Regions from separate parts of the Homo sapiens genome. Here region 2 is linked to region 1. A link is a loop called in an ENCODE intact Hi-C map of the cell type or tissue named here. Cell type or tissue: PC-3. All regions are shown on one strand. Each heading gives the region's core, and the rest is flanking DNA. Links, peaks and the distances in the headings are about the cores only. Region 1 overlaps LINC02015 (long intergenic non-protein coding RNA 2015). Region 2 overlaps LOC105374234 (a long non-coding RNA gene).

Region 1 (15,526 bases), core at 5,121-13,120:
CTACTTTTACTCTCAAAGCACTGGGATTACAGGCATGAGCCACCATACCTGGCCTAAAAATATACAGTAATTTATAATTTTATTTCTATTTTCTCTTACAGGATAATTTATAAATTGAGTGTGTTTAGATTTCCCCAGCATATGGGCTCAGGTGATTTCACATTTAGAGTTAAACCTGAATTTTGCAGTCGATAAAAGAACATTTTGTTGGCTGTAAGCTCAGCTCATTCACACAGGCATGTCTATCCCTGCAAAGTTCATCCCTGATGCTTCTGTGGGCCCCAAGTGGTAACTTTATGTGCCTTCACAGATCCAGTTGAGGGCTCCCCTCACCAGTGCCCTTGCTGCTTCCCCAGCCTCCACCTTGCTGAAGAGCAGACCTGACCTCGCAGCTGAGCTTCAAAGCGCTCAGTGCTCACGGCTCACAAGCTGGCAGTCCTTTGGGAAGTGAGAAGGGAAGGGCTTCCTGGCTGTGCAGTTACACCCGGTTAAGTGGACCCCTCGGTGGTACTGGGGAGCACGGCGTAGCTCATGCCTACGACACTCGTGGGGCAGGGGCACTGAGGCAGCACCAGGACCAGCTGGTGTTCCTGACCCCTCTTGCTCCTCCTGCTCAGCCTTATGGTTGAGACTGGCTTGTCAGGCCTACCTCCGTCCTCTCTAGAACACTTTCTCACAGAGATTTAGCCAAATTCTCTTGGCACCTTGGTTGCTTTCTCTCCATGCCATTCCCAGTCCCCTATTCGTTCCCGCATAGATCTAATCCCCAACTGGGAATACATCTTGCAATTTTTTAGAAGATTCCTCATCTACCATGTAAATCACCAGATGAATAGAAACACCATAATGGACAGCAGTTTCTTCTAAAGCCAAAGCCAGGTATTCCTGGATTTCCGTTCCAGGCTGGTTGGGACTGTCTCCCCTCACCTCATTCACACTTTTTATGGTGAAATCTCCTGTGAATGGCATCATAATTGGCCCTTTACAGTCAAACAGAAGAACAGAAATCTTTTAAGTAATCTCCCAGATAATTGTCTTTTATTTTTCCAATACCTATTATACCTGGGAGTCACTATATATTTAAGGTGATGGAGATTTAAAATAGGGAATATGAGAAAGCTTAATATCCTTTTATGTCACTGAAGAAATAACAAAAGTTAAATCTCTAGTTGATGAATTATGAAGTAGCTGGTTCCTTATGAAACAGGATTCATAGGATTTAAAATAAATTTTTGTAGTTGGCAGAACTTTTATTTTTATGTGTCTCCTAGCATATGACTTCAGCAACACATAAACCCTTCTTTCCATTTTTCTTAAAATTCTAAGTAGTTCATTCACTTTATCATGTCTGTATTGTTCAATGTTAGCCCTATATAAGATGGTAAGTACAGTCTTTATCCATTATAAACTTAAAGTCTATAGCCATAGAGTAATTTATGAAACCAGTCACTCGTCCAGCATATATTTATTGAGTGTTTATTATGTGCCGGATGCTGGAGTGACAAAAAAATGAACAAGATGTAGATCCGGCCTTCAAGTGTAGCTGGTGATTTTCCACAAAACCCTCTATTATTGTATCTTAACATCCAGGAGTCAGCCAGGAGTTACACTGATCATAAATCGATAACCTCATTTCAAAGCTCAAACACAGAGATGGCAAATAAAGCCCTGGGCAGCACTGACTGAAGCAACAGATGACTCATTAATAGCAGGAGGCAATGAATAACTTTGCCACTGAGAGTGAAAGAAAATTCCCCCTTTGCACAATGCCTTTCACTTAAATAGCATTTGGATTTCTTAAAATCCACAAAGTTTATATTAGAGCGTCATCCATTAATGCTTTGGCTAGGAGGGGTAAGTGCTGGGAAATGTCATCTTAAGAACAGTGGGATTTGTGGGGGCAATTGTCTTTTACTTGCAGCGGCATAACTGATCATCTGTTCACCATTTACCTCTTATTACTTGCAGTAGTTCTTGAACAATGCTGGGAGCTAATATTTCAATGTTAAGGACTCGGAAGAGACAGCATAGTTGAGGCAGTGTAGCAAAGTGGTTAGGGGCACAACTCTGGAGCCAGCCAGCCTTGGTTTCAATGCTGGTTCTGTCATGTACTTGTGGTGTGATCTTGGGAAAGTTACCAAATGCCTGAGTTCCTCAGTTTGCTTATCTCTAATATGGAATGATAATGACAGTGTCATCTTTTACGGTTGTTGTTAAGATTCAATGGTGATAAGTTCTTAGTACAGTGCCGGCCCATAGTAAGTGCTGTATGTGTTGATCATATTATTATATATCACAGCTCTTAAAATACAGAGATTGTCTTGAAGACAATTATTCATCTTCTCACTCTTTTTTCCCCATTAGCCACTAGCTAACTTGGAAGTGTGTAGTAATAAGGCCAGATGACTAAATGGAAAGCAAAAGTTATCTTTTAAGCATGAGCAAAATTATGAACAATCTATAGAGTGATTAAAGTTGTGATTCAGTAATAACAATTTAAAGAAATTTATCAATAGCAAATGTAAAAATAATTTAAATCAAGAATTAGTTTCAATCAAGAAAATTTCAGATTTTATTTTATTATTCATTTATATTTGTTATATCTGTGGATCTGTTTTATTTATGTTCATGAGGACCTGTTTGGTCTGAAAGTAATTTAAGATAGCTTACAAAGAAGCATATTATATATAGTAAAATGATATTAAATTTAAATTAATAGGAAAAGTTAGATAAATGGAAAACAAAGGTAGAAAAGAAGGAGATGGTGTTTTGAATATGAAATTGTATCTTGAATCCCCCATGCTTGCTACAAGTGGTAATGAGAGTGGTAATATAATTCAAGAAGATGATTGTGTAAAACAAACTGGTTGCTTAGGCAGAGGACATCCATTATTGATACTGTGATAAGAGTAATTTCTGCCATGTTGCTCAGTTTCAGTATTCACCAGAATCTTAAGCATTAAACTTGAATATTAAACCAGGAACTTGGAATATGGTCTTTAATAAATTCATGCAGTAATTGTTTATTGAAATAGTTTCTGACCCACAGAAATTATTGTGTTAGGTGCTACAGAGAAGAGAGACATGTCTCAAACTATCCCTGCTCTTGAATAATATGCATTAAAGAAAGAATATAAGTAATACATTAATAAACTACATTCATCAGGAGGCTGAAGCCAGAGGATCACGTGACGCTAGCAGTTCAAGACCAGCCTGGGCAATACAGTGAGACCCTCTCTCAAGCAACAACAGAAATTAGCTGGGCATGGTGGTGCGCAGCTGCAGTCCTAGCTTCCTGGGAGGCTGAGGCAGGAGGACTGCTTGAGCTCAGGAGTTTGAGGCTTCAGTGACCTATATGATCTGTTACTCCAGCCTGGGTGACAGAGAGAGACACTATCTTTAAAAAAATTAATAGAGGCTGGGTGCGGTGGCTTGTGCCTGTAATCCTAACACTTTGGGAGGCCAAGGTGGGCGGATCACTTGAGATCGGGAGTTTGAGACCAGCCTGGCCAACATGGTGAAACTCTGTCACTTCTAAACATACAAAAATTAGCTGGGCAAGGTGGCATACGCCTGTAATCCCAGCTACTTGGGAGGCTGAGGCAGGAGAATTGGTTCAATGTGGGAGGTGGAGGTTGCAGTGAGCCGAGATCACGCCACCTCATTCCAGCCTGGGCAACATTGAGCGAGACTCCATCTCAAAACAAACAAACAAACAAACAAACAAAGTTCAAAGTAGATAGTGATGATGAGAGGTACACGTGTGGTGTTAAAAGTAGCTCCCCATTTATATCTTACCGCATTCTGTGGACCACCCCACAGAAGATATTGTAACAAATAAAATCTTTATACTTTCTAACATATTAACTCTTTTAATTTCTTAATGGTGGCTTTTAAATACTTAATGATTCTTTTATGTGGATTTCAAAAGCCAGACAGTGCAGTATCCATGCATAGCCACCCAGGACTACTAAAGGTCATAGTGGAGAAGACTTGTCATAAATATTATAATCCCATGGATAATTCTGTCCTTTAACTCTGTATGCAACTTAGATCATAAACTTGCAAAGTGGATGCCAAGCCTCATATTAGTTCTTCATCTCAATTTGTCAAAAATTGATTTCACCAAGTTCAGAGAGAGAGAAAATAAAGCACAAATGCACTGTTTTCCTAGAGGGCATGTGCATATTTTCTATACATTCGTTCAACATTATTAAACATTTATTATATTATGGGAATGGTACTGAGCATGGAATTATAACAAAAGTAAATTTTTTAAAATTTTCCTCAAGGAAAATAATTTATTGTTTAGGTGGAGAGACAGATATATAAACGAATAGTTATAGCAATGAGAGAAGTACAGATAGACATTTGTAAGAAGGGAAAAGGCAAGCTCTGCCTAGCAGGATAGAGAAAAGGCCACATTGAACTGGCGTTTGAATTTCCTCTTGAAAGATGTGCATTTTGCCAAGTGGAGATTGTACAATAGGAATGATATTCATCCTGGTTAGGAAATGTTCTTGGAGCACCTCCCAGCCTTTCGGTCTAATATTTCCTGAGTACCTCTCAAGGATTCAGTGTGGGATTAGGTGATGTGGTAATTATAAAGAAATAGAAGCCTTGTTACTCGTCTTCAGAATGTTTACTCATAAGGGGTAGTAAATTTCCCTCCCCACACTTTCAACAGTGATTAAGAGGTCATGACTGTCAGTCCTAAATTGTGTGTCACGTCATAAATTCTGTAGATTAGAGAGCATGATCATGTAATTCACAGCAACCAGGGCAAGCCTCACAGATGGGGTAAGGCCTAATCTGTTCCTTGGAAACTGGGATGAGGTTTGGATGTGGGAGAGAGAATGCTTTAACAGTCAAGCCACAAACCTGTATTGAGGGCCTACCATGTGTCAGGCTCATGAATAAAGAAGCAGCATGGGAGTGGGGAAAAAACTGGGATTGAGGTTACATGTGTTTGTGGAAAAACCTGGCTGGACTAGTGAGTTTGAGGTGAGGGATGGCGGGCAATAAGTATAGAGTGAAACGAGTTTGGGCAAGAAAACTGCAGCTAGATTAAAAGGTGCTCTGAAGGACAGGCAGTGGCTTTTGGGTTTGGCATTTATGAAAATGGGGAGTCACCAAAGGTTTTTGAGTATGGGAGAGAGCTGCTGAAAGAAGTACACAAATAAAAGTAACCTTCTTTAGGGAAGTTACATTGGAACAGCTGGAAGGGCTTGTAGAGATCCCTTTACTCACTACCCCATCTGAATATCCTTCAGATGGCCATCATTTGACTGAAAAGGCAATGAAGGCCCACAGAGGTTATAGGATTTGCTTAAGACAAATAGAGTAATCTTGTCTCCATTTCAGGCTCCTTCTTTTGATCTTAACAGTGTGTGTGTTCTAGGCTGGGTGGATGGACAGTAAAGGGAGTAGGAGCATCGAGGTCCAGGACCAGCCAGGCTGAATGAGAGGGCAAACAGGAAGCAGCCGTGACCCAGATTATGTTACAGCCATAGAATGAGCATATTAGAACTCGTAGAAGACCTAAATGCCATCCAGCCTTATCCTATTGCTTTGCAGAGAGGGACAGTTGAGGGCCCAGAGGGAAAGTGACTCACACAACAGAGCGATCTAATGACCTGACTTTAAGTCCAGCTATTTTCCCTGTGTCCACCTCCCTTCCTCCTTCAGATTCTATGGTTGTGTGGATGGGCTCTATTTTCTGTCCCCAGCTAGTTACCTGTTCATGCACTACACCCCTTGGATCCTCTGTTAAAGAGAGACTTAGTAATTGGGATACCTGCGCTGCCGATGGATTTGCCACATCTATTCTGTTCTCAGGTTGTATGTTGTTTGTGTGTGTGTGCTTGTGTGTGTGCATGTGTGTGTGTGTGTGTGAGAGAGATGTGCTACAAAAAGAAAGCTAAGGGAGGCATGCAGAAGACTGCACCAGAATGAGTTTGTACCTTTATCCAAAAAAGCCACAGTTTCCTTCATTCTTTCTCCTCCCTAGAAGGAGACCAGTTCTTATAGCTGCAGAGAAGGGTAGGGAATGACAGTAGGAAAGGGGCATTGCTAGAGTCAGAGGCACAGGTGGCATGAGAAGTGCAGACCAGTCAGAAACAAGGCCCATCACACTCTTACCCTCAGCCCTGTGCTCTGGGATCCTCTCTGTGATCCTGATCGTGATCGTGTAAGGGTAAGAAGTTGGGAGGAAGGAACCTCAGCAACATCTCCTCTCTTGCCCTACTGAACTCTGGAAGCCACGTTGTTTTCCAGGAGAGGTGGAGGAGGTCAGGGCCTAGCTAATATCTGGTGCTGCTGGAGAAGATGCTTTCCAAATGGACAGTTAAGAAGAGTGACGAAGGTATTTAAGAAATTTAGCCACAAAAGCACTTGTAAATAGTGTTAAAAGGCAGTGGGAAAGAGATATTTAGATTTGGTAATTTAAAAAAGTCAATGCACACCTATATGAATAAAGTTTTGAGTAGCCTCTCCCCTGCCCCTAAGAATTCGGACATTTATTTAACTGTGGCCCGAATAGTGAATGGAGATGTACATTTTAGCCTTCAGGGATCAACAAATGAGTCCTTAAAGAAACAACAGGCCTCTAAATAACTAAGGGAAGATCAATATAAAATTATTCCTGAGTATAAATAATAAAATATAGTTGAAAAATTAAATTACCTTATCAGAACTTTGGTTGTTCTAGCAAATATTTTTTGCACAGTATAAAATTCCAGAATGCACACTTAAGGCCGTTCAGCTATTTACATGCTAATATACATTTATTATTAATGTGCACATTGAAATATTTTTTTCTCATTTAAGGTATATGTATATGTTTATAATAGAGTGAATATCCCTGAACTCCATTCACACAACGTACAGTATTTTTTCATTCATTTAAACTAAGATTTATCTATATAGTTTATATTTTATATTTGGGGAAAGCTAAGTAGCAGAAATTTTATAACATAGACAATGATATTCACATATTCAGATCTACAACTCAGCCCTCACTGCTTTACACATGTAATTAGGTTGTTTCCATGGTAATGATCTAATTATGGGCTTCTCCTTGGCCTTGTGTAATCACATTTGCTGCGTTTTGGCAGAGATGTTTTCCTTATTTTGTTGAACTGCAACACTTGACAAGATGTTCTCTCTTAAGATGAATAATGATTTTTCTTGGGAGACAAAAACAAAAAACGAAATAACACCATCAAAGTTGATTTGAGAGGGATTATAGGTATTTGACAAATCATGCCAGTAATAAAATATCTATTACCCTTGAAAGCATACTCTATTTTTATCTTTGTGTGTGTTATTACTGATGGAAATCATAGGAGGTTCTCATTTTAAAAAACCATGTGTGCTATTTAAATATATGATTTTCATGGGGCCCAGAGGCTTGAAGGAAAAGAGATGTTAGGCCAGAGAAGAGAAAGCTCCTGAGAGCTTTGTAGAAAGAGAACTGGAGACTGTATTCAGTGAGAATATTATATTGCAATTGACAAAGCTATTCATGAAAAGATATTTGGTTATGGTTGCCATGGCAGTAGGAAACACCTGAAAAAAATCAATTAAGACTTATCTTGGCAGGGATTCAAATGCAATCCTTTATGCACGTGCAGAAGAAGACAGGAGATGTAAATACTTGCAGAAAGACAGCTTTATCATCACGTGGTCCCCTCAGAAAAACCCTGGAATATGAGAAAAATAAAAGTTTAGCTCTTTTATGTGCATAAAATGACACTGTGCTATAAAGCATTTTTTATAGGAAACTCATTCTTACAGTGGAAAGGATGCATATAATGGGTGGTGCAGGCTTATTGTTTTAGGGTTAGCAAGAAGGTGTGTGGGCTCCAATGTCACAGTGCCCAAGGTCCAGATACCTGGTATTCAGGGGCTGGGAATTCAAAGCTTGCTTCTTCAACTATTATGGAGACAGCTTCAAATCCAAAATTAGTGGACCAGATGTCTAAGAGTCCAGAATGTTGAAACTGCTTTCTGAGTATCATTTTGTGGGAATAGGGTGGGTGGATATAGTTTTTGGTAACCTAATTTATTAAAGGGCATAGATATAGCATGATGCTTGGGAATAATAATGTTAATAACCTGATTTTCAATTTATAGCAAACCAACCCCTATGAAATATTATACGGCTTGGTTTTAGGCTTATATAGTGTTATTTTCTCAGGGGGGAAATGATATTCATAGGATGTTTAGTAATTATAGGCAATTAACAAGAAATTTTTAATTTAATGTATTTATTTATTTATTGAAAAAATATTTATTTACTACTTATCACGTGTCAGGCACAGTACAAGGGCCTGGGAATAGAGCAGTGAATCAGAAAGACATGATTGCTGCTCTCAAGTTTTTTATCATTTTATAGAGAAAGTGGCGAAAACAAACAAATAAAGAAACAAACAAACAAAGAAAAAAGGCCAATTTCAATTCTGGCCTAAGCAGTGTTAAGTAGGGAAATGTAGGGTCCAAGGAGAACAAAGAGGAGGGTGGTGTCTGACAGGGTGACATTCATTCTAGCAGAGGGAACAGAGACCAAAGACAACATGGAACATGGACCCAACATCACAGATCAACTCCAAACAGGACAGTGTGATGGGATCCTGTGGAGTATAAGTGGGAATGATGAGAGGTGAGACAGGCAGGCAAGCAAGACCAGAGAGTTGAAGTGCTAGTAAACTACACTGACAAGCTTGGCCCCTCAGCCCAACCAGAATCCATTCAAAGGTCTCAAGCAAGGGAGCAACATGGCCTGATTTGCAATACCTGCTGCTGTTAGCTTTAGTGGTTTTGAAGCAGTGATTTTGGAAAAATCAATCGAATGATTTTCATTCTGAAGTATTTTGGCTGCTAACTGGGACTTCCATTGTGTGGTCTAAGGTGAGTTACTTTACCTCTCTAGTATCCCGTGTTTTCCTCTACATGGGCCCTTTTAGCTTTGTTTCTCTATGATGCGATTTCTCAGTTGTGTTTGTTTTTTGTTGATAGACACACTTGCTTACAGTGTGACTACACATGCACCCAGGAGTGAATTATCTTTGATTACTTGAAGTTCTGCCCTATCCACCAGCTGGCTGGTCTAAAACCCTTTAAACTCCTTTACTCTCACCATGAGGTCTTGCCTCCCAGTAGGATTAAGCCAGGAGGGCAACCGCGCCTGTCAGGGAGAAGGATGTGGGTTTGCCTGAGTCACTGTGTGTGAGAGTGAATGATGGTTTTAGGAAGTAGCCATAAAGCATTGGGAGAATGGCTGTGAATGGCTTTCATATTCTCTGCTCTGTTTTTGATTACACCAAAGACAGCTTGTTATTGAGTAGCTTATAGCATGTGGCTATGTTTTAAGTACTTGAGTAACACAGTCAAAATAAACCAGCTCACTCTGTTTGGTGAGCAAGTCTAACAAACATATAAAGAACATAAATGTACTTCTTGTAAGTCACAAATATATCTAGAAGTTAAAAGGAAGATCAGAATATGTTAGTTGGTCTTAGAATAAACTTTCCCTTAAGGGTTTGGTTTATAATGTGGGCGTGAAATTCAGTTTTCTTATGAACAATTTTACATTATCGTTAATAATGAACAATTTGTTAAGTATTAGCATCAACAATGTGATATAAATAACACTGTGTGTTTGATGTTGGTGTACAGGTGATTGGTGTACTGAAGAAAGGTAACGATGTATTTATTCAGTGTTGCTATGTATCTAATATAAATTAGGTATTTGGCATAATCAGATGAAAAAACTGTTGCGCAGAAGTTCATTCTATAATGCACAGTTAATTATTGCATAGTATAATAAGTATGGTATAAAATATACTTAATGGAACACAGGTAATGGCATTTAGCCTAGCTTTGTAGGTTAGGGTAAGAGGTAGTTAGCGGTGGGATTGTTACCTGTTTCTCCAATATTCTTAATCATTCAAGTCTAATTCCAGTCTAACTATGCCATATAAAAATCCCAAAGTAACCATGAGAATTTAGACATTAAGGGAAAATGAAATATTTAAAAGAATCCCTTGAATCTGGTCTTGTTGGGTTTCTTTCTGTAAAAATGAAGAGAATGTTCTGACTGGTCACTTAGTCATTCGTTCCTTCACTCAACATGTTCAAGTCTCTATGTTCCAGGCACTCTTCCTGGGCCTGTGGTTACAGAGATAAACAAGACTGACAAGGTCTTGGCTGTCATGGAGCCTAACTTCTAGGGGATCCCATGACTTAAGAACTCTACCTCCTCTCTTACATGAAAAAACAATCTTGTATTAAAATCAGACCTCTGTTAGATCTTGGAACAGTAAAAGTACATCAGTGGAAGAAATGGAATCTGAATAAATTTTGTAGTTTAGTAAACAGTATTGTAGCAATGTTAATTTCTCAGCTTTGATAATTGTATGATGGTTATGCAAAATGTCGACATTAAGGGAAGCTGGGTGAAGGCTCTAAGAAAATCCTCTGTACTATTTTGCAACTCTTCTGTATGTCTAACATCGTCTCAAAAAAGAAAAAAAAATCCTAACACTAAACAAATAAAAAACCTTGGGCCTTGATTATTTTACTTATGTATTTACAATGTACAATATCAGATCCTGTTAGGAAGTTTAACAAAAAATAACCCTGTGGGCAGCAGTGTACGTGAGTGCCAAGAAATGTTGGCTGAACTAGATTATTCACTGAAGATTAATCAAAATATTCCCGTCTTCCACAATTAATTTTGAAGATTCTACATGTTTGGATTGCCACCAAAACAAAAAGTGCCAAAATAGCACTGTCGTACACAGCTTTGTTACCTAAGAGACTGAAATGTAGCTCAAGTGTCCAGCTTGTTTCTTTAATGTGCATTAGGCGAGGCCCACATATCCACAGAAGTCATATAAATGAGCCACTTACAAGGCTTACCAATTCTTGCTCAATACCACAAAGACTGTGTGTCAAAGAGAATGGTTGTAAATTAAAGCTGACACACGGCAGCTGTGACCGTAGTCAGTGTCAAATCCCAGTTTGTTTTCTTGTCTTTCAGATAAGCTCAGTGAGTTGATCAATAAATCCAGATAATTACTACTATTAGAAATGTTAAAAGTGTTTTCTTCTTTCTTGGCCTGTATAATTTCCTCTGGGGTATCATGACTGCTGGTCCAGTCTCACCGGGGTACATATTTCATTCAACCCAGTGACTACCACCTAAGGCACTGTGGCTCAGCCCAACACCCTTTTCCTTGAGTTCACCTTCTTGCCCATCAAATGCCTCTTGAACTGGCCTGGGGCCTTGGCTGTGGCAGCCTGTTTGCACTGCAGAGCGTGGTCTCAGACTTTGGATTGCTCTAAGAATTGTCATTCTCTTCAGGGGCTGAAATCCTCACATTTTAACATCATTATGTATATTTTGTCTTGGATCAAATTGATTAATGAATGATAGATTACCCCAAATCTCGCTCTGGTGTGGAGCTTTCCATCTGTCTTATTTTTTTCAGTGAACATCTTTCCAAATTTCAGCCTCTTCTCCACCCACCCCCCACCGTAGCGCCCTGCCTCCTCTCCATTTGCCTCCTCTTACCTTTCTGCTGTATCTTTTTCCTTATTCTCCTTTTTTGTTCTCCACCAAGTATCTTCAGAGAACCTCACTGTGCCTGGAGCAGAGTTAGGTCCTGGGGACACAAAGATGAATGGGACGCACTCTCTGCTTATCAGGTGTGTACCTCTTGGCTGTCACCCTCTCCTGGCCATGCTCTCCCTGTCCCTGCCTGATGGGGGGTGGGCCTGACTCCTCCTTGGCATCTTCCCCTCTCTCTCCATACACTGTAAACCTCCGTTTACACCAGACAGTCTCTAAGGTAACACACTGATGAGGAATAACTGTCAAACAGCATGAAGATATTTAATGATGGCTTAAAAAGAGCCTGGGAATAAAGTCATATGAGAAATTGGTTACATATTTAATTTAGGAAAGATTGTTACAGTATCAGGGGAGAAAAGGAAGAAAATACATTGCTTCCCATAAAAATGCAGTAAAAGATAAAGCACAAACAGCCCCTCTGTATGTTGAAATATTGTCATTCTGTGATTAAAGGGAAGCAAGGTGTTTTCTGTTCAGCACTTGTGCCAGGGAGGCGTGGGGGAGGGATAAAGGCATCCGGGCTACAAGTTTGAATTTCTAGAGCTCTGAGGAAATTAAAATGCAAACAAAGAATAGTGAGATTCTGAGGCTTTTCAGAGGAGGAGTCCAGTACTTGGTGAGCCAGATGGGCCATGAAATGAACTTAAATTTCAGGCCATTTGACACCTCTCGATTTTCCTCAGCTTGACAGCACTAATAGGAAACAAGGTCACATCATTTTTTTTTTCAATGTACAAAAACTTATATTATGTGTTTTCTACCCCGAGAATCTAAGAAAAGAACCATCTTGCAAATGAGTCAGCCTGGAGTATCCAGATAGCTCAGTCAATTTTTGGCTCTGTGCTTTAGCACATTTCCTTAATGGGGTGGATTGCGCTTGTGTGTAAGGCATCAAAAAGTGGCAGGCATTTCCTAGTCCATCACTCATTTGAGCTACTGAACCTGGAATCAATAAATATTCCATTACTGCATTATTTATGGCCAACTATAAACAATTTCTATCATTAAATCTTTGCCTTTTAGTTGTTCCTCATTAGCAAGGGATCAATTTCAGATCCCAGTCTAGGTCGTGCCCAGAATTAAAGAAGAGCAATGTGTGAGAATGTTTATTCATATACATATTTATATTTTATATTAAAATAGATGCATGATGAAAATTATTTCTGCATCTAATATTTTCATAGTGTTTCAGTTCCAAAAGTCACCTTGAACTTCAGTTCGGATGTGGTGGTGGCTTGGGAAAAGCACTGGACAGCATTTAGACGAGTTTGGGTTCTTACATCTCCAAATCTCCAGTAACCAGCTGTGTGCTTTCAAGTGAATCATTTGCCCCAGTTTCTTCATCTGTAAAACGAGTGGATTAGAATGGATGATGCCTAAGTTTTTCTTTAGGTCGTAAATTCAGTGAATGGAAGAGGATTGTAGAAAGGAGCAGTAGATGACATGTGGGAACAGGGTCATTTGCAAATGTGCAGAATTCGTATTACGGGAGTGATAATGCTGGTCATTGTCTTGAGTCTGAGTGCCCTCTGGGAGATCTGCATTCAGTGATTAACTGTTTTCTTGTATGAGGAGTCATTCTGTCTGGGAGGACATCAGTCTAACCAGAGACGGGAGACTGTCTGTGAGCTGGAGATATTGAGGACATGTTTTTTTGTTTTGCTTTTTGTGAGAATTTGAATGCTTTGGATGGGCTTGCACTATAGTTTACTACAGTTCCCACCACTTGGCCTCCTTTACTCCTGACCTCTCCGCCCCAGAGGTATTTGAATTGGTAACACCTAGTCCAAGTAACTCGGAAGGCAGAGCTGGGCAGTCACTCAGGCAGCAGTTACTGAGCACCTACCATGTGCCAGGCACAGTGGGTGGCACTCGGGATACCAAGGGAGACATGTTGGGTGCAACTTCTCCCCAGCAGAGCATACACGCTAGCGAGGAACATGGAACACATGTCTTTTTACAAACACTTAGATAATTACAAGTGTGCTAAGAGCTGCAAAGGAGCGTGTAGTGTGCTGTGCCTGGGTATAACAGGAGCATCTAATTGAGTCTAGGAGTAAGGGAAGACTTCCCCAAGAAAGGAGTTTTTAAGCTGAGACATAAAATATAAGACAAGACTATTCAATAGAGACTATCAGAGAAAATGTTGGGAGAGAGAGGCAGAACAAGTTCGAAAATAAAGAGGTGATGTCTTGAGCAAGATTAACATGGATTAGCAAACACATCTCTGTGCTTGTTTCTTCGAAATTCATCAATAAAAGACTATGAAGAAAACAAAAAAGGGATTCCTCATCCTTTCTTCTGAAACTCGCTCCCTGCCCATTTAGGTCGGTGACTGATTCATAGATTCTCCCTTACCTGTCTGGCAGCCTAGGAGTTGTCCTTGCCTCTTCTTTGCCATCTCACTGCACAGCTCTCTGGTCTCCAAATCAGTCTCACTTCTACTTTCCTTACGTTTTACTTGCTCCCCTTCTTGTTTCAAAGCCCTCACACCTGTACAATTGATCTTTCCCACTGGAGTCTGAGCTACTGTCTTTGCCCATAAGGGTCCCCATTCCTTATCTAGTTTAGGACACATCTTCCTAAAATACATCCTTACACTGCCTGACCTTTTCAAGAGCTGCCTCTGGTCTCCTGTCATCTAAAGCACAAATGCTCAATCTCTTAATCTTCTGCCGAGAGCACTGAAGCACATGAGAACTTACGCACCTGAGTTCTTCAGTCCGGCCACTCTGGAGTATGCAGATGATGTAGTATCGTGAGTGAGCATTTTGGAAGAGAAAAACAGTGTAGCTACAACAGACGTTTGGAAGAATTACATGATTCTTTAACCCCAGTACTCTAGTACACTAGTGATTTTCTTTCCTATACTGTATATTCTTTTTGTTCATGTGCACATATATGTAACAGATTTTAATTGCAATATAATAGACCCTTGAATCCTGCTTATTATACCTTGTGGTAGATGGTGTTTCTCAAGATAGTCGCAACAAGATTTCCCATTCATCATGCCCTTCCTCCAATATGACATTGACCCTCCTATTCAGAGGAAGGGATGATGTTCTCTCCTCTCGAATCTGAATGGGTCTGTGACTACAGCCAAAGTGATGCGACGTGACTTCTGATTCTAGGTCATAAAAAGTGATCTGGCTCTGCCTGGCTTTCCTGAGGTGCTTGATTTTGGAACTGAGGCACCATGTCATGAGGAAGCAGGAAGCACACATGGAAAGTCCTGTGTAGGTGTTCTGGGCAAGAACTCCAACTGAGAGCTCAGTCTGCAGCTGGCATCAACCACTAGACTTGCCAACATGGAAGCTTTGAGATGACTTCAGCACTAGCTACTAGCCGTCTGAAACCACCCAGAGACAGGGCTGCCCAGTTGAGCCCAGTCAACACCTAGAACTGTGAGGAATAATGAAAAAGCAATTGTTGTTTTAAGCCACGTAGTTTTTGGATGACTTATTATTACAGCAATAGATAACCAGATACATACCTCAAACCAGTAAAATATAGACATAATTGTACATTAGAAATGTACGCTGAGAAAAAATCTCAAAAGGCAAAAGAAAGGCTTTATTACAAATATACCAACATTACTCGTAACCTGGAAATAATGAGGACAGAAACTCAGATGTCCAATTTTTGTTTAGTTTTTATAACTAGGCACATTTGCTTTACCATCTAGCTTGTCAACTCCTTGAACACATGGACTGTGTTTTAAACTTGACATAAGTAGGTTCCTCTCTACTGTATATTTTTTTAACAAAATAATGTATTCTATAAATTTGTTGATGATTCATTTTAATAATTTTTCAAAGGATATTTGAATTATTTTATTTAATCCTTTCAAAGCCTTGTCTGATTTTACGGGTGAAGTTAAGAGCCTTC
Region 2 (15,526 bases), core at 2,411-10,410, 230 kb after region 1:
AGCTTGGTAAATGAGCACATTTGACATTGAACCATGTTGAGGGTCAATATTGAGATTTTGACTTTATTTATTGTTGTTATTGTCAATTTTTATAACAAACATTGAACTATTGATTACATGGGGGGCATTATTTTTTTGTTTTTTAAAGAATGACTTCTTTTAACTTTTATTTGCCTTTCAACATTACAGCCACCATTGGGGTTTCTTAGATAACAGAACTAGACTTAATCAGTAGAAATTATGAAAATAAGAATAATTTTGAGTGTCTGTCTATATCTATTATCTAGCTATCATCTCTCTCTCTCTCTCTCTCTCTCTCTCTCTCTCTCTCTATCTGTCTACCTACCTAGCTATCTTTCGGAAGGAACTAAAGATTCCTCCAAGGTCCCTTCTCCACTTCAAGCCAATTTGATTCGTAAGATTCTGAGGGCATTTCTGGAATCTATTTTAAAGGTAATATGGCAGCAAAAAGGAAAATGTAATAATACCACAGGAAGTAATACAGGGCCGAGTCAAGAAAGCTGTGGGTCATAGGGAGCAGATGGACTATTTAGGAACAGACCTAGGAAGGAGACTATAAGGCCAGAGAAGGGATTTTCCATCATTAGTTGTTTATGGAAAGTGAGTAAAAATACTCTTATGCATCATCCCAGTTCCCATGATGTTTTGAGTGTCTTTTCTATAAAGAGACTGTTATAAGAGGTAAGATTACTAGCAGTACATCCAAGGGACTGCAGCTGGTTTACCTAATCCTTTATACTGTGATTGGTAAAAATCACACAAGGTCCAGGGTAAGTAATGAGGCTGACATATCTTTAGGTGCATCTTTGTTACAAGTTTTGGATCAGCTTTAAAGAAATTGTCCTTACTTTGGCTAAACAAAGAGACAGTGTTTTATCTTTTTATTTTCTAAGGTACGTGTCTTTTCTTGTCCGCAGCTTATCAAACAGAACAATTACATCAGCCTTTCAGATTTTTAAGATGCTAGGCTTTATACCTTCCAAACAACACTTTTTGTCACCAGTGATGTTTACAGTAAGACTAATAGTGGGGAGCTTAACAGAGAGTTCTTTCATGGCCTCTCATATGACCTTGCTCCCTGGCTATCAGCGTGACCGAATAGACCCCAGTACATTATTGCTGACACGGCTTCATTCAAACTGTAGAGATGAGACGTCTCCATAGGCACACCAACTACAAATATAAACATCTGTTGGGTCTATGCAGAAGATAAAGTAACCTCTTAACAAAACAAAACAAAACAAAAACCCAAACATATGGGTAAGGTGTAGATCTAAGGAAGCTCGAATAAGACATTTTAAAGTTGGGTTTTTAATTAGATTGGGTTTGCTTAGAACATCCTTAGAGGGGTCTACTAGGTGAATTTAAAAATAGAAGTATGATAAGATTGGGTAATATTAAAAAGGAGACAGAGCAATGAGATTGAGACTCATAGAGAAATTTAGGACACTTTGCTAACTGTATATAGAAAGTAGCTTTGGAAAAGTACATAGAGTTTCTCCTACAGTTCTTGGCAGTCTTCCAAAATCAGAGTCAGAGTTCTTTGAATTTGGAAAGAGGGGATTGTTTAGAGATAGGGTGTCTATGGGGCCTCTGGGCAATAGGAATACTTTGCTTTTCAAACAAGAGGTGATATGGCTCTGGCATATCCATATATAGTTAGGTATCAGTGTGTTGTCACAGGGAGTACTTTAAGACAGAGCCATGCTAGAATTAAGAATGGTTAATCTAAGGAATGGAACCTACAGATGAGGGTGCTAAAACGGTTCTGGAAGAGAAAAAAGAGAAGCCAAACTAAAAAGAGACCAGCGTAAGTAGCTGAGGCTATAGAAGGGCTCATGGTTTATAAAGAAATAGAAACTGAAAAAAAGCAATTACAAAATAAGCTGCACTGCAAGTCCACACAGCTCTATCAGAGGCTATAAATGCTATTAAACTCATGGGGTAGTTTAGTTTTATACAATAAGGAAATATTGCTTGCTCTTACTTAAATCTGATATTATTCGCATCATTTAATTGCTAGTTTTCTAGGAGAGGGTCAACAGTAAATGGTTAACATTAGTGGCATTAGCCCTCAGCAAGCCTTGACCACTGAAAAAAGTAGTGGGTAACTTCCATTAAAATCAAAGTGGCAGGCAAAACCTCAGAATGCTTTCATAGGAAGGGGTTGGAAAGCACAAGTGCCGTCACTGAGGACCATCCTATCAAGATGAGCAGCATACTGTGTTTCTCTTTTCTTCCTTGATGCCTGGTACAATGCATGACACATAGTTTTTGTTTTGTTTTGTTTCGGCAATGATTTGTATGTGTGTGCGCCGTATGATGGGTCAGCTTAATGATTTCTTGTTAATGCTCAACTGAAATCTTAGTGTAATATCCTTTAAAATGTTCTTTGTGTTCTCTCCGCTGCCCTCCCCGCAACAACACATTTAAAATGGGAAAGCTATAAATAAAAGAAAAAGGAAAATAAATTAGAGTACCAAGTAAAAAGATAAGAGAAACCCCAAGTAAGAATAAATTTCTGGATAAGAAAACAAAATCGCGTGAGTAATAGCAGGAGCATTACATAATTAAACATGATATTTAAAAGTGGGGCAATGGGGTAAATTGGAACACATGTGTTTGGCAAAAGGAATTCATTTGTATGCAGAAATCAGGATTTTCATCAACTGCTCTTATAGTAAGTCTAAATTTCCATCTTTTGCCTTTGTACTTTTCCATTACACACAGGACATTATAACCAGATCAGCGGGGCAGCCAAGAGAGCAGAATTTATATTTCTAAATGAAAGTTGATAGTTAATAGCCTAGCTGCATAATGAGCCACATTTCTTGTGCAGAGTCCAAGCTTACACTGATTGCCCAAGTCTAAACAGTGACCCTCCCAAGGCTGATGATTTCCTCAGTAATCCCAGATGGCCCATGCTATGTGAGGCCCAATAAATCAACCCTATCTACAATATTTTTGCTGGAAACAGGGAGAAGCAGCCACACTGGGCTTTCTCTGTGACAGTGAGGGAGGCACGATATATACAACTTAGCTTACAGCAAGTTTCCATTCATAGAGGTGTCAGATACATTTAAACCACCTTGCAATTCATATTTTAAAATGAAAAATTTACCTTAGCATAGATAATTTGTGTTTTCTTGAACAATGGAGGATGCAGTGATGAGAAATACAGTAATTGAGGGTGAAATTCCTTGTAATGGTGATAGCTTATGTTTATTAAGTGCTTTCTGGGAGCAAAGCATTAGGTTAAGCCCCTTCCATGCATTATACCATTTAATCCTAACAAAATTCTGATGAGTTAAATACCACTGTAATTCATATATTAATGAAACAGAAACTGAGGTTTATAAAGGTTAAATAACCTGCTCAAGTAGCAGAGCCAGGATTTGAACCCTAATCTTGTCTGATGCTAAATCCCATGCTTTTACCACAGTATATTTGCTTTGCTTCAAAATATAATTGGGCAAAAGAAACCTAAAATTTGTTTGTAGGATCTCTCTGGGTAATGCTTTAATATCTTGTATCAATATAACATGCCTGTTCTAGAATTCAGAGAATTCTAAGACTCATCTTGTTGAATCCCTTCTGCTCCCGTATGGAAAAGAAGAGAATAGGGGATGAACATTCTTCAGTGGTAAATGACTATCATCTTTGCCTCTCACATTTGACCTATCTCTTCAGGCTCATGATAAATGCCATCTTCCCTAAGTAAACTCTTCCAGAACTACACTCCCACCAAAGTAAATATTAAGCATTTTTTCCCATGCTGTCCCCACCATGCTTTATGGATATTATTCTCTTCTCTGCACTTCTCCACAGATTTCTAGGGGACAATGTCTATATCTTACTCACAGCTTTATTACCAAAACGTAATGACAGGCCAAAAAGAGATTCTGGAATTGAACTCAATCTTATTTAGAATATTCTGCTTCTATTTCATCTACTTTAGTGTTTTTGTTTGCAATTTTAAAGTGCCCAAGAAATGAGAGGAAAGAACAAAGGCCAACTCAGTTGGTCAATTTGTACAAAATAACTTGAGCCCTGGCCAGGTGTCTATGCTGTTGAATTATTTGTCACATGGTTCCCAGGTGAGAGTACTCTGATGATTCTGTTCCAATTCATCACAATAGGGTGGAGAAGTACCACAGAGCACAAATTGTGCTGATGATGGTTGTTCAGTGCATCATCCTTCATATTTGCCAGAATTAATTCAAGCAGTCATTCAACGAACATCATTTGTACATTGAACAACATTAAGTTGGAGAGGGATTAGAAGACATGGTTTTCAGGAGAGGAAAATTACACAAATGAACATAATGGCAGAAGTCTGTGTTTTCAAAGACTTATTTTCCATTAGAGAAAACGTAGAATTTTGCTCCCTTATATATTTAGTATTTATTTTGTTTGGCTTATCACAAAAGCAATTTTTATATGGATAACACTTGACAGTTTACAAAGCACTTCCACACTCATTTATTGTTTCACTTAGTTTTCAAGATAGATCCTAATCAGCATCCTGCTGATGCTGAAAACCAAACACACTTTGTTATTTCTTGCATCCAGATTGTGGGAATTAGAGGCAACCACTGAATGGCCATGCTAAATTAAGGTCATGCTGATGACATAGAGAAAATGCTATTCTTTGGTTATAGATATTAAAAGATGCATTTCCTAGGCTAGACTTCTATATCTTTATAAATCAGCCCCCAGTTCCATTTTTAGCTCATAGCCTAAGGAAAACAATAAACTATCTCCTGCCTTAAAAAACAGCCACTTGAAATCACAACAATTATTTCATGCTAGGTCACAACTTTAATTTTTAATTTTTATTTTATGTTATTTTTTATTATTTTACTTTAAGTCCTGGGATACATGTGCAGAACATGCAGGTTTGTTACATAGGTATATGTGTGTCATACCGGTTTGCTGCTCCTCTCTACCCATCATCTAGGTTTTAAGCCCCGCATGCATTAGTTGTTTGTCCTGATGCTCTACTCCCCTCGTACCCCCACCCCCTGACAGGCCTCCGTTTGTGTTGTTCCCCTCCCTGTGTCCATGTATTCTCAATGTTCAATTCCCACTTATGAGTGAGAACATAGGATGTTTGGTTTTCTGTTCCTGCATTAGTTTGCTGAGGATGATGACTTCCAATTCATGGGTTGCACAGTTCCATGGAAAAAGCACGGTTACCTAGGATGGGTAGCATGCTTGCTTAACACCTCCCTTAGCTGGGGGATGGGGGATCCCCTGCCCCTTGTGGCTCTCAGGTGGGCCGCCACACCACACTGCTCTTCCTTTCTCTTAGTGGGTCTCACCAGCTGCCTAGTCAGTCCTGATGACAGAACCTGGATACCTTAGTTGCTGGTGCAGGATTCGCAAGCTGTTTTAGTTCTTTTCAGTGGGAGCCTCTGACCACCACTGCTTCTAGTTGGCCATCTTGGCCCCGATCACAGCTTGTTATTGTGATGCTGTCTGCCCATTATGATGCTGCACCTCAGGCCATTCCTGCACTGTATTATAACCAACCATCATCAATAAATGTAAGAAAACAGGGCAGAATATTTTTTATTACGGTTGTGTTGTTTTTAAAAAAGAAAAGTAGAAGGCAAATAACAGACAAACAGAAAAAAGCTTTTGCACATAAATGGCTTGTGCTTTTTTTCCGTAATAAAAGCACCCAAATCAGTTTCCCTCTAATGGGAAAAGTTGATTGTGTTTTAGAGAATGGCACATGGCTTCAAGGATCAGTTAAGTGAATTTTATTAGGACCCAAATGGGTGATAGGAGATTAATGTTTGCCTTCTTGAGAATAGCTGTGCCAGCTTCCTCCCAAGAAGGAAGCATGATGTAACTCGTTAAATACAGACAGTCAAGATGAGCTCCTCAGCCAGCTGGCCCCTGAGTTTCACACACCCCAGGAACTGACAGTGCAACCATATCCCACTTAATAAGAATGCAGTCTTACTTTTAAGGATGGCTCTAGGCCTGGTCATTTCCCTTTTGAAATGGCAATTGACTCATAAAACCTTAGGAAAAAAAGTGTTTTGGAAGGAAATCAAAAAGTTAAGGCATATACTTGCTTAACAGTGAATGTTCTCCAAAATAAAAAATGTCCCATCAATACAATTAGTACCAAAATATTGCCCACCACCAAAGTCCTAGTAAGAATGCAGAAATATTGGCAAAGAAAAGGTGACTCAACACCTTTCATTAAAAGAGGAAAAGCTAAAAGTAGTTACCTAGGCTTTTGATTCATCTGTTTTCTTCTTCTAGGACCAAGGAAACTAAAGGCTATGAAGTGCTATCAGTTGAGCAGATGAATCAGAGATTCACCTCATAAAATATCAGTTAAAAAGTAATAATTAAGTCATTTCTGTTTTAAAACATAATTTCCTATAGGAGGAAGGATATTCTGAAGATGGTGACAATTTCTCTCTGACTGGATTCAGAAAAAATAAGCTGATAAAGCATAAGCAACTTAGATTAGAATAAGGAAGACTTTCTTGATGAGGAGAGAATGCCCAATGGTTGAAGGGAAAAGTCTTGAAAAATTGACTATATTTTCTGTTGGAATGGGTCTAGTTGCAGTTCTGATAGGTAGAGTTGAAGTTTTTTGTTTTGTTTTGTTTTGTTTTTTTGAGACGGAATTTCACTCTTGTTGCTGAGGCTGGAGTGCAATGGCATGATCTTGGCTCACCGCAACCTCTGCCTCCCCGCAACCTCTGCCTCCCAGGTTCAAGCAATTCTCCTGCCTCAGCCTCCCGAGTAGCTGGGATTACAGGCATGCACCACCATGCCTGGCTAATTTTGTAGAGATGGGGTTTCTCCATGTTGAGGCTGGTCTCGAACTCCTGACCTCAGGTGATCCGCCCACCTTGGCCTCCCAAAGTGCTGGGATTACAGGTGTGAGCCACTGCGCCCAGCCACGATTTTTTAAAAGAAATCTTTCAGCCCCCTAAATCTTCTTAAAATTAACATTTTTGTTATGAAATAACTATACTGACATGCAGTTGTAGGAAACAATGCAGAGAGGTACCACACTTTACACAATAACTCCCAATGGTAACGTTTTGCAAAACTGTACTACAATATCTCAACCAGGATCTTGATGTTGATACAGTCAAGACACAAAACAGTTTCCTCACCACCAGGCGGTCCCTCTCGCACCCTTATAGTCATACTGACCTTATTCCTCCTTACCTGTTCCTGACCCTTGGCAACAACTAACTTGTTCTTCATTTCTAAAGTTTTGTGATTTCAAAAGTGTCTTATAAATGGAATCATACAGTATGTGACCTTTCAGTATTGGTTTTTATTTTTATTTTTTACTCAATATAATTCCCTGGAGATTCATCAAAGTTGATGTGTATACCAATGTTTATTCATTTTTATTGCTGAGTAGTATTCTTTAGTATGGATGTACTGCAGTTTAACCATTCACTCATTGAAAGAAATCTGAGTTGTTTACAGTTCTTGGTTACTATGAAAAAAACTGTTAGAAACTTTCATGTACAGGTTTTTATGTGAAAATAAGTTTTCATTTGTTTGGGTTAAATGTCTGGGATTGCAACCGTTGAGTTATACGGAATTTTCACATTTAGTAGAAAACTTTCAAACTGTTTTCCAGAGTGGCTGTACCATTTTACATCCTCCCCCACCCCCACAGCCATATATGAGTGATCCTGTTTCTCTGCATTTCTATACACCAGCATTTGCTGCTGTCACTCTTTTTTAATTTAGCTATTCTGATAGGTATATAGTGGGCTGTTACTTTGCATTTCCCTGATGATTAATGAGATTGAACCTAATTTCAGCTTATGTGAATACCATCTCTCTAGTCCCTTTGGCTAAATGTTTGTATGTGTCTTCTGGCCATTTTCTAATTGGAATATTTATTGTTGTTGTTTTTTAACTGTTGAGTTTTGAGAGTTCTTTATGTATTCTAGTTACTAATCCTCTTTCAGGTATGTAATTTCAAAATATTTTCTCCCAGTGGGTAACTTGTCTTTTCATTTTTTTTTTTTCTTGCTCTGTTGCTCTGTCGCCTAGGCTGGAGTGCAGTGGTGCAATTATGGATCGAGGTTAACTGCAGTCTCAACTTCTCAACCTTGTGAATTCAAGCAATCCTCCCACCTCAGCCTCCCAAGTAGCCGGAACTACAGGCATTTAACACCACATCCAGCTAATTTTTAAAAAAATATTTTGTAGAGACCGGGTCTCACCCTGTTGCCCAAGCTGATCTCAAACTCCATGGTTCGACCTCCTGATGCCCAAATCCTGGAATTACAGGCATAAGCCTCTGCACCTGGCTGCTTTCTTCCTCTCAAGAGCTTTTCAGAATTCAAATGGTTTGAAACTTTATTGAGATTAAAGTGATCATTTTTTTTTCTTTCTTTCTATTTTGTTATTATTGTTGTCGTTTTGAGACAGAGTCTTACTCTGTCTCACAGGCGGGAGTGCAGTGGCATAATCTCGGCTCACGGAAGCCTCCACCTCCCGCATTCAAGTGATTCTCATGTTTCAGCCTCCCAAGTAGCTGGGATTACAGGTGTGTGCCACCATGTCTGGCTAATTTTGTATTTTTAGTAGAGACGGGGTTTTGCCATATTGGCCAGCCTGGTCTCGAACTCCTGGCCTCAAGCGATCCACCCGTCTCAGCCTCCCAAAGTGCTGGAATTACAAGCATGAGCCACTACACCTGGCCCAATTTTTTTCTTTTATGGTTCAAGTCTATGAATTCTTTTGTCTATGCTTAGATCCTGCAAATTTTTTCCTAAAAGTTTTACAGTTTAACATTTTACATTTAATTCCATAATTCATTTTGAGTTATTTTTTGTAATAAAGTGTGAGGCTTAGGTCAAGGTGTTTTCTTTTATTTGTTTTTGTTATTGTTGTTTGTTTTGTTGCTGTTGATGTCTACTTGTTCCAGTACCATTTGCTGAAAAGACCATCTTTTCTCCATTGATTAATTTTGTAAGACCATAACTCTTAACATCAAAGAAGACACAACTTTATCTATATTTTCTTATATCTAAGAAAAGCAGTAGTTTTTGTTTAGAGAGTGCTAATTGTGTGCCAAAGCACTATCCTAAGCTTCTTATATATCTTTACCCATTTCCTTGCCTCAATGACTCATTACTCATTTAATTGTCTTAATAACTCCTTGAAGTAAGTATTATTGTTTCCATCTCACAGATAATGAAACTAAAATTTAGCCAGGTTAAATGATTTGCTCAAAGTCACAAAGCTAGTGAGTTGGAAAGCTGGGATTCGGACCCAAGCGATATTCCCCTAAAGACTGTGCTGTTAACCTTCATGAATGCTGCATTATTTACAGTGCGCCAGATATTTAGCAAAATACTGAACATTTTGCTGTTTTTCTCACTGTTATCACAAGGCATTTCAACTAACGTAATAATAAAAGACTCTCTCCTCACATCCCTTTTTTTAAGTTTCATGTGTTTGATGTTTTATTCATATCAAAACCCTCATGTCCATGAAAATACAATTTAAGAGTCAAAAAGCATAAAATTATATTTCCAAATTTGGAGTCTGTTTCACAAGCTGAAGCGCACAGTTTTGATACCTTGACAATCTTTCTGTTACTTGCAAACCAACTCTATTTCATAGGGTCTAAACACACGCACACACACACACACACACACACACACACGTACACACAAATCCACTGGGGAATCCCAGTGCTATTGTTATTAGGTACTAATACAGCTTAGGATTGTTTACTAAAATCAACTCCTATTTCCTTTTTGATTTGTTCTTTCAGTTTGTTTCCTGGTTTCTTAGAGTAAACACAGCAAGTATTCATGATAAATGAAGGCACTATGGAAGGAAACAACGCTAGCTGTGCTGTCAGAGAAAAATTGAAAAAAAGTGGCGATGCAAAATTTCCAACATGTAAATATTTTCTTTCATATGCAGGCAGAAAATGGGATATTAAAATATGAGCCAACAATAGATTATTAAAAAATTTCTACTCAGTAAAAATGAAAAAAAAAAACAAAGAAAAATCATCTTTTACTGTAAGGGCATTTTGGAATCTTCATTTACAAAAGCATTTCTGAAGTTGCAAAATCTGACACAGATGAAAGATAAAAGAGCCAGAAATTCCTTCTCACATGCAATATCAAACTGACTTGGGTTACAGGAACGCTGTTAAACTGAGTTTGAACAATCCTTTTTTATTGTGTTTATCTATGCATGAAGCAACTTGTCATGTTCTTCTCTTAAGTAAAAAGCACTGTCCTAAAAATGGTACTTGTAGTAGTTTGCCTTATTGAGAAGAAGAAGAAGGGATAAAATCTAGTCTGAATGGTTTGAAGTTCCAATATGAGAGCTACTCGGTATAATCCAAAAGTCCCAAGATAGTTTAAAATTGTCATCCTGATTTTCAAATATATCTCCAAACTAGATTTCCAAATCTTCTGAGATGTTTTCATCACTAAAGCTGGAGAAATTGTAGATGATAGACATCCAGGAGATTGGTTAACAATTGCTGGGTACAATGTCTACCACTGATGAAGCTGCTAGCAGGTAGAGATGAAAGCATTATGGAACATAAACCACATAGATAAGTGACATAAAATACAGCACTTTGGAATCTTGGTATGCACCTGCCCTTCCTCTCCCATTCCCTGCTCCTCAACACTCTTGGCCTTTCTTCTGTTCTTCTTTGTTCCCCATTTCACTTTCCATTTGTGGAGAGTTCATATCATGTATTAAAATGATACTAACAGTTGGTGGTTCTCTGCAGTCCCACTGCTTTGAGAGGCTGAGGTGGGAGGATCACTTGAGGCCAGGAGTCTGAGACCAGCCTGAGCAAGATGGTGAGACCCTATCTCTACCAAAAAAAAACCTCCCCAAATAATAATACTAATACTCAATGAAACTCTGGATTTACACATATTTATACCTAAGGGAAATTGTAAGCTACAAATTTATTTGGTGTAAGGGTCCTTGGTGAAGTAGAAAGATAGAGTGAACACTGTATTTATACTTTTTAAAGGATTCTCAGAACATTAAAGAAAGCAAAATCAAAGCTGTTCTTGTTGGCTCAGGTTATATAAAATTTAGGGCATTCAGAAAAGGCTAAAAAAATTAATTTTCTTTCTGTTTTGCTTCTCCTCAGATAAAGATATGCAATATTGCAGCAAGACATTTAACTGTGTAGGTCATTTGTGTTTTATTATAAAAATCAAAAATGTATTTCATTTTGTGTTTCATTATAAAAATCAAAAAGGGCAAAAGTAAAGTAAGTAATTTGTGTTTTGAGCTTCATTATGAATATCAAAAAGGGCAAAAGTAAGGTAGAGTGTAGTACATGGAATCATCAGTGTCTCTGAGACTCAGTGGTGAGACAACTTCAAGATAAAGAGGAAAGAGAATAATTTGCCTTTTTTTCTCTAACCATGTACAATTATGAACTTCCGAATATCCTACTATTCTTTACCAGATCCCCTGAGTCATCTTTTTAAAGGTAAACCAGATTATGTCAGCTTAAAACCCTTTAGTGGCTTTCCATCTCACTCAGGATAAAATCCAAAGTCCCCCCATTGGCCTTCCAAGGTCCTTTACATAGACTGACCTCCAATTACCTTTCTGATCTCATGTCTTCTGCTCCACTTTTCTCTTCTCTGCATCGTCAAGTTCTCTCATTCATCTGCCTGGACTGTGTTTTCCCCAAATGTCCTGTGGCTCATTCTCTCACCTCCTTCAAGCCCTTCTCTCACAGAGACCTTCCTTGGATGCTTTACACAACCACCCTCTATCTTTACGTCTACAATTTCTCATCTCCCTTGGCTTTATTTTTCTCCTTAGCATTTTTTTTCAAAATATAATGCTAAATATCTTAAATATTTCTTGTTTTTTATTGTTTTCTTTTGCTTTTTAAAATTCCCTACTAAAGTGTAAATCCAAGAAGTGCAGGAATGTTTGGGTTTAAGTAAAATATGTATATGGTACATACACACAATGGAGTACTATTCAGCCATAAAAAAGAATGAGATCCTGTCATTTGCAACAACATGGATGGAGCTAGAGATCATTATGTTACATAAAATAAGCCAGGAATAGAAAGACAAACATTGCATGTTCTCATTTATTTGTGGGATCTAAAAATCACAACAACTAAACTTAATGACATAGGGAGTAGAAGGATGTTTACCAGGGGCTGGGAAGGGTGTTGGGAGGCTTTGGGGGAAGTGGGGATGGTTAATAGGTACAAAAAATACAAAGAAGGAATAAGTCCTACTATTTGATAGCACAACACGGTGACTATAATCAATGATACCTTAATTTTACATTTTAAAATAACTCAAAGAGTGTAATTGGATTATTTGTAATTCAAAGGATAAATGCTTGAGGGATGGATACCCCATTCTCAACGATATGCTTATTTCACATTGCATGTCTGAATTAAAACATCTCATATACCCCATAAATATATACACCTACTATGTACCCACAAAAATAAAAAATAAAAGCATATAAAACATGTCCTGGCATATACTATGGTCTCAGTACTATGTACTATTGGTGAATGCTTAATAGATGGACAAGTCATGCTTTAAGAAGCTGAAAGAAAATTAGTCATTTCTCACTTGACATTTATAAAGAACTACAAAATGGGGGAAGCAGAATTGGCAAGGTCATTGGTTGGATATCTACAATTAAAATGTTTTTTTTTAAAGGTTATTTATGCAGTTTCCTACTTTGGGGTGTAATCATGAGAGAGGCCTACAGGTCTACTTAAGTTACTCAGTCAACTAATTGAAATTTCTATTCTTATTTTGCTGCAGGAGACAATCCAGTTATAGTGTCTCAGCCCACAGAACAGTGCCAACATTGGTACAACAAAACAGAATTTGGCTTAAAGAGGGATTTGTTCCCCCCTCCCCCAACCCCTGTTTATGCTGGATGAGAAAAACTAAGCAGCTTTAAGCAACTTTGAAGTTTTTCAGACTTGGATTTGATTCCCACCTCTGCCAGTAATTATCTATGTGAACTTGGCTAATTTGCTGACTCTTTCTTAACTTCCATTTTTTTCTTCCTTAATAAATGGGGCTATGTTAGATGTTGTGGTAGTTTCCTGTGGCTGCTGTAACAAATTACTACAAACTTGCAACCTTAAAAAAACCCAGAAATTTATGCTCTCAGTTCTGGAGGCCAGAAGTCCGAAGTCAGTATCACTAGGCTGTAATCAAGATGTTAACAGGACTACACAGCCTCCAGAGACTTTGGGGTAGGATCGTTTCTTGACTCTTCCAGCTTATTGCGGCTGCAGGCGATCCTTGGATTGTGGTCACCTCCCTCTAACCTCTGCTTCTGTCTTTACATTGCCTTCTCCTTTCTGCCTGTGAAATCTCTCTGTCTTCCTTTTATATGGACATTTGTAATAACATTTAGGACCCACTCAGATGATAATCAAGAATTATCTCATCATCTCAAGATCCTTAACTTAGGCACATTCACAAAGACTCTTTTTCCAAGCAAGGTAACGTTTACAGATTCCAGGGATTCAAATACATACATATTGGTGAGGGCATTTTTCAGGCTATCATAGGTGTCCTCTTAGGATCGATGTTACAGTGACTGGTATGTTTAATGAATTCAGTAACGTTCCTCTTTTTTGTCTTTCCCTTCTCTTCCTCCAAACCTCCGTAATGTTCCCCTGTAGCACTAACTCCCACCCCTAATATTATGAAACAGGCTATGCCTGCCCTTAGCATCATTGCTGCCTTTCAGTTTGTACCTCCATTATCTAGTCTAAAACAGACTCTGGGCAGTTGAAAAAAGAAAAAGAAACCTTTCCTATTCACACGTAGCTTCCATTCTGGTGTGGGAGATGAACAGTTAAACAACCAGTTGCAATATAAGGAAGAACAATATACAATTTACAGAGACACATCTGTAATGCACCGCAGGTTAAAAAAGGAATTAGTAATTATTATTGAGAGGTAGGAGCTAGTGAAATCTTGGAGCCAATAACATTTGAACCAAACCTTGAAGATAAGAATGTCAATGGGTTAATGATGTTGGAAGAAATTTCCAGACAGGAGAAGGACACAGAGGAGAGCTCTCCCTTGTTTCTCCGAAAAACCAGTACCTTCCACCTCCCTTTGCTGCACTGTACACTCCCCCGGCTCTGTCCCAGGCAGCCCACCCAAACCTGCTCTTTCCTCAATGCCTCATATGGCAAAGTGTCCTCTTCTCTCAATCTCCTACCAATTAGCGGCTTTAAACTAGGTGCTAAAAGGAAAAGCATGTGATTAATCTAACTCACTATATGGTGTGTGTGGCTGATAACTCCTAAAATCTCCTAGAACAAAAAGAAGAGTTCCTTACCATAAATAAATCTCTACTGGGATTGTACGCCATGTATAAAATTATATGCAGGAAGAGTGTGTTTCTAAAATCACGCATATTAAGGAACATTAAGAAAATGATAAGCATAGAAAATATTTTTCAAATGATAAAAATGCCTAACTAGGCAGCAAAGATTTTGAGCTATAGACAACCACTCTTTCCATTCTCCATGATGCCAGTGTTGTTAGGAGAAAAGGATTCTGCCTCCCAATCTTATCCATACCCCACCCCCAAAGAAAGGAAAGAAAAAAACTTATTTTTCATTTTCTCTTCACATTTTCTAAGACACTAGTTGGGAAGCAATGGACAGAAACAAATCAAGCAACCCTCCCTTTCTTTTTTTTTCCAGCTAATTCAGAATGAATTGAATTTACACAAGCAACAGTGCTTAAGCAAAACCGTTCCTATGGTTACACAGAAGGTTTTCTAAATGTGGCACAAGATGCAGGCAGCCAAAATGACTTGACTGTTTATGTTAAATATGAAGTCTATTCCCTATTGAAATTTAATGATCTACTAGCTGCATTTTAGCAGCTTGCACCCTGATAAAATTAACATTTCGAATACATTTGGAGAGATAAATTGCTTTAGCAATTGGCGAGTATTCACTCATATTTATTGGATCACATCAGTGATTCAGATGAAAGCATTTCCTCCTGAACTATTAGAAATTGGGTCTGCAAATTATCCTCATCTCTGGGCCTACAGGTCCCCAAACACATTCTATTATCTTTATGTAGGTTAGCTGGTGCCAGATGTTAGTCCTCACACTTGACAAGAGAGCACAGCAAAATATATATATTTTTTCTTTTATAGCAACTAGACAGGACCAGCACTGATTCTCGTGGCATTGCTCAAGTCATCCAGTGGTTCTCAAATGTTCAACAAGGTGAACAGTTCAGACAGGGTGAAGTCTGTTCCCCCATCTCCCTCTACTTCACGTCCTGAATGAGAAAGACAATCTGTGTGTTTTAAAAAGCTGGCAGGAAATTGGATCTGGGAAAGATATATTCACTGCATATTTTAGCTGACACCATTCAAATTTGCTACATAAGGGCGTTCCTTGATGTCTGTAAGTAGGAACCTCCCATTCAGCAAAAATAGAAAATGAAAA

What was found. Peaks named below come from ENCODE experiments on the same cell type or tissue, not always from the same donor. Only the 100,000 strongest peaks of a DNase experiment are listed, where the experiment ranks them.
Region 2: it touches region 1 in a loop (2.1-fold over the local background); 3 of 110 quality-filtered maps call a loop at or near these places.

What each region holds. Positions count from the first base shown.
Region 1 is chr3:177,825,977-177,841,502 of GRCh38, forward strand. The region is part of intron 1 of LINC02015 (long intergenic non-protein coding RNA 2015); the gene reads left to right. Among named protein-coding and RNA genes, the nearest start is that of LINC02015, 17 kb to the left of the region's middle. RefSeq lists enhancers at 1-464, 465-965. In PC-3, for the core only: no CTCF peak of the experiment used is centred there; DNase peaks (open chromatin) are centred at 9,185 and 10,165; H3K27ac peaks cover 2,232 bases.
Region 2 is chr3:178,057,743-178,073,268 of GRCh38, forward strand. It overlaps LOC105374234 (a long non-coding RNA gene), which reads left to right. Exons shown (of 3, transcript XR_001741026.1): 3 at 8,080-8,106. Among named protein-coding and RNA genes, the nearest start is that of LINC02015, 250 kb to the left of the region's middle. In PC-3, for the core only: no CTCF peak of the experiment used is centred there; a DNase peak (open chromatin) is centred at 5,939; H3K27ac peaks cover 434 bases.